2 separate regions of the Homo sapiens genome follow, and region 1 is linked to region 2. Evidence: read pairs that join two places in POLR2A ChIA-PET (ENCODE). Cell type or tissue: OCI-LY7. All regions are shown on one strand.

Region 1 (4,000 bases), 130 kb after region 2:
TCAGCTCGCCCTCCATGGGCTGCACCCACTGTCCAACCAGTCCCAATGAGATGAACCAGGTACCTCAGTTGGAAATGCAGAAATCACCCATCTTCTGCGTTGATCACGCTGGGAGCTGCAGACCGGAGGTGTTCCTATTTGGCCATCTTGGAACGGATCCCTAGACGTTTTCTTAATATACCTATCTTGAGGTTCGCAGCCTGCCTAACCTTGTTTCTTCCATGCTTGCTATTTGAAAAGTCATTTAACAGAGAAAATGGAAGTTAAACAGGTCAGCATCCACCATTATTTCAGTGTGTAGCAAGCGCTTGAAGCAGTTGACCCTTCTCCCTTGCTTTTTCCTGATCGTAGCCTAAAAAGCCTCTTTTTTTTTTTTTTTTTTTAAATATATATTACACACTTCAACTCATTGTAGGCCTTTGCCCTTCTGATGCTAGCCTCACTGATTTCTGGTCCCGTTTTTATGTTCATTACTAGTTAGTGTCCTACTTCTTACATCTTCCATGTGGCCTCTTTAAATTTAAGGTAGTCAGAGAGCTCTTTGTATCACCAAGTTTATTTCTTTAGTCTTCTCCTTCTCAAAAGCCCAGGTTTCCCTAGCCACTGAAGACAGCTGCTGTTTCCACCACAAGTGAGAGTTCTGGCTCTCACTTGAGAGCCAAACAAGAATCTGTTTCCTTGTACTTTCCAGCTTCTGGGGGCCTCCTGCATTCCTTGGCTGTGGCCCCTTCCTTCATTTTCAAAGCTGTCAAGATCACATTGCTGTGACCATTCTTCTGTCACTTCCCCCTGACTTTCCTCTTTTGCTTCCCTATTCTACTTTTAAGGCCCTTGTCATGACATTGGGTCCACCTGGATGATCCAGGACAATGTTCCTATCTTAAGGTCAGCTGATGAGCAACCTTAATTCCTCTTTGCCGTGGGCCCTAACATACTCACAAGTTGCAGAGATTAGGATGTGGATGTCTTAGGAGAGGGGCCACTGTTCTGCTTGTTCACCTCAGCTAGACATATGGAAACCATCCTAGATTCTCCTCTTGTCCTCAATTTCCCAGTTTAATCTATTCCCAAATTCTGTGTAGCTACCTCCTCAACACCTCTGGGCCAAGCCTCTCTTGGAGATGCTTCAAAGGCCCCTATTTAAGGCGATGGGAAAATCGAGCAGACCATACATACACAGTCATGTCAACGCAGGTAATTCAGTAATGGCAGTTGCTTTATCTGTATTATATATTGGAATTCTAAGTAATACTTGTTTTTGTTGGTGAAGGGAAGGTGGAGGAAGTCACAGAACTTTTATAAAACGTTTGGAATCAGGCCGGGCATGGTGGCTCATGCCTGTAATCCCAGCACTTTGGGAGGCCAAGGTGGGCAGATCACTTGAGGCCAGGAGTGTGAGACCAGCCTGGCCAACACGGTGAATCCCCGTCTCTACTAAAAATACAAAAATTAGCCGGGCATGGTGGCACATGCCTATACTCCTGGCTACTCAAGAGGCTGAGGCAGGAGAATCTCCTGAACCTGGGAGGCGGAGGTTGCAGTGCGCTAAGATTGTGCCACTAGTTTGGAATCATTGATCTAGAGCTGTGCTGTCTAGTACTGTGGCCACTAGCCACATATGGCTATTTATGTTTAATTAAAATTCAGTTCTACATTCTCACTAGCCACATTTTTTTTTTTTTTTTTTTGAGATGGAGTCTTGCTCTGTCACCAGGCTGGAGTGTGCAGTGGCACGATCTTGGCTCACTGCAAGCTCCGCCTCCCGGGTTCACACCATTCTTCTGGCTCCGCCTCCCAGGTTCACACCATTCTTCTGCCTCAGCCTCCCGAGTAGCTGGGACTACAGGTGCCCACCACCACACTCGGCTAATTTTTTGTATTTTTAGTAGAGATGGGGTTTCACCATGTTAGCCAGGATGGTCTCGATCTCCTGACCTCGTGATCCGCCCACCTTGGCCTCCCAAAGTGCTGGGATTACAGGCGTGAGCCACCGCGCCTGGCCTACACTAGCCACATTTCTAATGCACACTAGCTCACATATTGGACAGCACAGGTGTAGAACATTTCTGTCCTCGCAGAAAGTTCCATAGATTGGACAGCGCAGAATCCTAGCGTGTGTCTTACCTTTGCTCCATACCCTCAAGTATTTGCTAAGTGTTTGCAGCTGTTCCCCTCCCGAGACAATGAGGTCATTTTCTCCCAGGGTTTTCAGTTCTTCCACTTCACCTGTCAGTTTTTCCTTGGCAGAACTGAATGAAAAGCTACAGCCCTTCTTGCTTCTTCAGCTGTTTACAAAATCAAATAATTGGCAGCTGAAGTCAAGCATGGAATGTATATAAAGAAAGCTCTGTCTCATCTTTTGCGCAGCTGGGTAGTTGGTAACAGCATCCTCATGCAGTCGGTCTTTGAGTTCCCTTTCTGTCTTCCTGCTGACTTAGCGCCATGCTGCTTGCCCATTCGTGGCTTTCCATATAGGGGTGAGTGTGGGGATGCATGTTATCTTGCTTATACATATGTGTACATATATTTCCTTCTGCTGCTGCTTTTGCTTTTTTTTTTTTTTTTTTTTTTTTTTGCTGCTGCTTAAATGTACTGAAGAAAGTAAGAAGCCCTTCCCTTGGCAAACTCCAGCTCTGAAATCTAGTCCAGCAAGAATTCATGATATCATTGTTTACTTGGTTCAAATTTCAACTCCCTGTCCTTCCCTTCACTTTGGAGAATTATTGCCAGTTCTTCTAGTTTTGCATAGCTTTTTTATCATTCCAGCTCGTCTTTGTTATCCACTTTTTCTGTTTGGACCTTTTTCTTATCTTTCCCCTAAAACAGGGGCAAACATTTTCTTTAAAGGGCCAGATAGTAAATATTGTTGGCTTTGTGGGACAGCTGGTCTGTGTCACAGGTGCTTAACTCTGCCATTGAAGCGTGAGAGCAGCCTTAGATGGTCGCAAAATGATGGGCAAGGCTAGATTTGGCCTGCAGTCTATAGTCCCCCACCCCTCCACCCCTGCCCCAAATAGCATTTTAAATCTTACGTCATCATGCCAGGAGTTCTGATCTGCCTTTTCTTCCATAGTCATGGCCTTCCAATTCTAGAGTTAAAAGTGCCAGCTGTGCCTTGATTTCCTTTATAAAATGTGTCATTCATTAGCAAGTACATATCAGATTTCTTCTGATTTCATTGTGTGTTCTGTGTGAATCAGCAGAAGGCCCAATGAGGCTTGCTAAGTCTTGGCTTCTAACACACCTCAGATGTATGTTCTAGGAGACTGACTGTAACTCCCGGTTTACTTGATTTCCACTCCGTGTTGAGAAGTTACTAGTCACCACATCCCAGTGTGCATACGGTCTCCCATGTTATTCCACTAACATTAATTGAGCATGTACTGTGGGTCAGACACTGTACTGGGTACTTTACATGCATTAGATTGTGTGATCCTCATAAGTGCACCATAAGGTGCTACAGTGTTAGCACTATTTAACAGATGAGAAAACGGACATTAGGAAGTTAAGGACTGCCTGTGGTCACACTGCCAGTAAGTAGCAGAGCTAGACCTGAACCTAACTTTGACTCCAAAGTCCTTGTGTTAAAAATACACACCGTGGGGTTACCTTGGGGTAAATCCATCCATGCCCCCACCCATCCATCATTCATCTAGATTTCAATTATCTGTGCTAAAAGCCATGGAATCACTTATATTTTTCCCCCCAGTTTCTCGTAGTTTCATCTCTTCTGCCAATCTGTTTTTTTTTTTTTTTTGAGACAGGGTCTCATTTTGTCACTTAGACTGGAGTGCAGTGGTGCGATCTTGGTTCACTGCAGCCCTGACCTCCCTGGGCTCAGGTGATCCTCCTGCGTCAGCCTCCTGAGTAGCTGGGACTACAGGCACATACCACCATGCCTGGCTACTTTTTGTATTTCATGTAGAGATGGAGTTTCACCATGTTGCCCAGGCTGGTCTCGAAGTCCTGGGCTGAAGCAATCTGCCCATCTCAGCCCTCC
Region 2 (4,000 bases):
TCAGGGTAATTAGCATATCCCTCATCTCAAACATTTATTTCCTTTTGTTAGGAATGTTCAATATCTTCTTAGCTATTTGAAATGATATATTGTTAACTCTAGCCATCCCAGAGTGGTATAGAACACTAAAACTTATTCCTCCTGTCTAGCTGTAATTTTGGTTTCATTACTTATTTTTTAAAAGCACAGGTGGAGGTAATTGCATTAGAAAACATGTACTTTCATAGAATCCCTGGAAGATAACTTGCTGTGGAGAGAAACCTTCAGTTAAGGAGTCTGTATATTTAAATCTCAGTTCTAAGCCAAAAGCCATCTCTTCTCTTGTCAGCTTTCTCTCTGAGCTAGTACAGTCTTTCTTTCATGAAAATCTATGAAGCCAGCACCATCCTCAGATCCTTTTTGGCCCTTTGTAGTTCTACAGAATGGGGGCATTTTTTAAAAGAAGCAGCTTGAAATAAATAGTAATTTTGTTAGGAGACAATGTTGTCATGCCAGGCACACTTCCCTGCAGCAGTGCCTGGAGTGCCACAGTTGGTTTCAAATGGTGTGAAGCGGTTCCAGACAAGCAGCCGACCAAACAGAACTTGTCACCCCAAGCCAGAATTCCCCCAAAGCCATATCTGCTTCCTGCCACTGGTGGTATAGTTTCAAACCAGCTGGCTAGCCTACCTGAGATAATTTCATCATGTGAGGTTGTACAGAAAAGGGTTGACTTGACCAATCTGAGACTATCTTGGACAAGGCCAGCTTGCAAGGTTGGCCCTTGGCTGGCATCGGGAACTTGGTGGTAAGCAGTTCCCTGCAGTGATAAGAACTTTCCCTAAGTGATAAGGCTGGTTCAGGATGGCTAGACTGTGCTAACACTATGGCTTATGCTGAACACCTTTCCTTCCTTCCTGGAGTCTGGAATTTCAATATGTTTAGGCAGAGGGTGCCTCCATGACCAGCCTGCCTTTCTAACCAGCTTTTCTGGGCAGAACTGTCACACATATTATTGTGACTTCATTGGTAGGGGCAAAGTGTGCCCATGCGATATCTCCTGGGAAGAGAGAGCATAAGGAAGTCTGCATGTGGATTCTTCCAGACTCCACGTGTGTCTTTTTCCCTTTTTTTTTTTTTTTTTTTTTTTGAGGTGGTGTCTCACCCTGTCGCCCAGGGAGTAACCTCAGCTCACTGCAACCTCTGCCTCCCAGGTTCAAGTGATTCTTATGCCTCAACCTCCCGAGTAGCTGGGATTACAGGCATGCACCACTACGTCTGGCTAATTTTTGTATTTTTAGTAGAGATGGGGTTTCACCATGTTGGCCAGGCTGGTCCCGAACTCCTGACCTCAAGTGATTCACCCACCTCAGCCTTCCAAAGTGTTGGGATTACAGGCATGAGCCACTGTGCCCAGCTTGTGTCTTTTTCCTTTATGATCCTTGTATCCTTGTTAAGTTGCTGTAATAAATATTGGCTCTAAGTACAACTATATACTAAGTCCCATGGATCCTTCTGTCGAATCTCAGAACATGGGGTGGTCTTTGGGACGCAGGTACCTAAGTGAATATTTAAAGTAGTTTTCAGCTTTTTTCCTGATGAAAATAAGGTGAGAAGATACTCCTGGGTGCTTCTGGTGGGAGTACGAACATGGAACAACCCTTGTCGAGGACATGTTGTCAGTTTCTAGCAGATCATACATTCATTGACCCTTTGATCCAGGATTCCCACTTCTGGAAATTTATCCTGTAGCTGTAACAATACCTGTACAAAATGATACACATAAAAGGTTTTTGGCTGGGCATGGTGGCGTGCACCTGTAGTCTTAGCTACTTGGGAGGCTGAGGCGGGAGGATCACTTGAGCCCAGGAGTTTGAAGGTCAAGGCTGCAGTGAGCCATGGTCATGCCACTGCACTCCAACCTGGGTGACAGAGTGAAACCCAGTCTTTAAAAAAAAAAAAAAAAAGTTTTTGTTGTACTCTTCCCCCAGCCTTTATTTGTAATAGCAAAAGACCAGAAACTAGTATTGTCCTGTATGGGGCTGCTGAGTCTCTGAGGGTACATTCACACTAGGAATGACTGCAGCTAGAATAGAACGAAGAAGTTGTATGTGATTAATAGAAAGTTTTCTCATGTGAATTAAATCAAAAGCAGGGTACAGAACAGTTAAGTCTAGTACTGTGTGCTCCTTTTCTGGGCGAAGGGTGTGTGATGCTCTGAATAACTATTAAAAGTGGTGACCTGTAGGGGGCAAGTTAGACAGTGAATGAAGGCAGAAATGAGAACTCTGTGTATACTTCCTTATATTGCTTTCATTTTTGTGTCAATTACCTATTAAGTTTTTTTTAATTGAAAATGAAAAGAGCTGAGAGGAGGCAGTCTGCTTGAGGTGAATCAAAATCAAGGTATTATAAGTGAAATAAAAATTTTACATACTTAATTTTCTCTTTGTTTACATCAGGTATGGCCCATGAGTCAGCCACCTGTTTTTGTAAATAAAAAAATCTTGGAACACAGTCATGTCCATTGTTTTACATATGCTCCTTGGCTGCTTTTTTGCTACGGTGGCAGAGTTGAGTCATTGCAAAAGAGACCAGATGGCCCACAAAACCTAAAATATTGACTATTCTGGCCGTTTACAAAAAAGTTTGATGACCCTGCACCTGTAGTGTTTAGTTATGGCTTATATCAGTGTTGATGCCCTGCCTAAGGATATCAGGATGGATTGGAATTTGATTCATCTGTAGTAGGTAAGGCCAATGGTAGTCATTTGAAAGATGCCATTTTTTATAAACTCTGAGCAAACTCATGTTACGTGATTGCTGGGGGGTCAGGGGAGGGGGATTTTACTCTACAAAGACACATTAGTCTATTTCTAAAACCTGCCAAGAGAAATTTTAAGAAGCAATGAATGATCTCTTCTCTAAAGTGTGGTGCCTCTGAGACAATCTACCTTCCTGGCAATGATACCCTAGCTAAATGTTGTCTTTGAAGATTTATATCATCAGAATCATGGAAACTGGACCTCTCCAGGAGAAACTGAGGTCTGCACTGTGCAAGATGGGATCATTGTCCCTCGATTTCAGCTGGTTTTTTTTTTTTCATTGCATGCCTGAGGTGACTTTACCCATCCTTCCAGAACAAAATGGATTATTCTTTGAGATGTCTGGTGATTATCATAAACCATTATCATATGGTTCTGTGATATAGGACCGTAAGCAAGGCATTTGAATAATCATGATTTTATATGAGTAATGATGATAGCTACTGTTCACTGAGGGCCTACTGTGTGTCAGGCAGCGTGTAAGGTGTTTTATGTGTATTACATCTATTTAATCTTCCCCTCAACCTTCAGGGATTGATATGATCATTTTCACTCTACAGGTAAGGAAACCAAGGCTTAGAGTTTAAGTTACTGAAGAGGTGATGTTGCTGGTAAGTGGCAGAGGTGAAATTAGAACCCAGCTCTGGCTCAGAATCTATATTCTGTTCCATACTTCAGTGACTTGGAATGGGAATTAGTTACGAGGTAGAACCCCATTCAGATTAACTAACTTTTTTTTTTTTTTTTTTTTTGGAGATGGAGTCTCGCTCTGTTGCCCAGGTTGGAGTGCAATGGCACAATCTCAGCTCACTGCAGCCTCTGCCTCCTGGGTTCAAGCGATTCTCCTGCCTCAGCCTCCCGAGTAGCTGGGACTACAGGCATGCACCACCGCGCCCAGCTAATTTTTGTATTTTTAGTAGAGATGGAGTTTCACCAGTTGGCCAGGCTGGTCTTGAACTCCTGACCTCAAGTGATTTGCCCACCTTGGCCTCCCAAAGTGCTGGGATTACAGGCACGAGCCCCCATGCCTGGCCTAGATTAACTTTTTTTCAAAGAAGTGAGTTCAATATAGTTTTAATTTATTGGTAAAATGAATCATTACAAATATTTTAAATAACGATACCAATAAAAACAATGCTTTTATTCATTGCATGTCCTAAAGACTACATGTAGTTTCATTGACGTCTTCCATTGAC

What was found. Peaks named below come from ENCODE experiments on the same cell type or tissue, not always from the same donor. Only the 100,000 strongest peaks of a DNase experiment are listed, where the experiment ranks them.
Region 1: POLR2A ChIA-PET joins it to region 2 with 9 read pairs; 3 of 35 experiments call an interaction of 5 or more read pairs at or near these places.

Annotation. Positions count from the first base shown.
Region 1 is chrX:13,720,784-13,724,783 of GRCh38, reverse strand. All of the region lies in intron 2 of TRAPPC2 (trafficking protein particle complex subunit 2), which reads left to right. It also overlaps a transcript of OFD1 not described here. Among named protein-coding and RNA genes, the nearest start is that of TRAPPC2, 12 kb to the left of the region's middle. In OCI-LY7, no CTCF peak of the experiment used is centred here; DNase peaks (open chromatin) are centred at 2,373 and 2,903; H3K4me3 peaks cover 1,184 bases; H3K27ac peaks cover 2,601 bases.
Region 2 is chrX:13,850,720-13,854,719 of GRCh38, reverse strand. It overlaps a transcript of GPM6B not described here. Among named protein-coding and RNA genes, the nearest start is that of GPM6B, 36 kb to the right of the region's middle. In OCI-LY7, a CTCF peak has its summit at 2,214 (motif pointing right); a DNase peak (open chromatin) is centred at 2,219.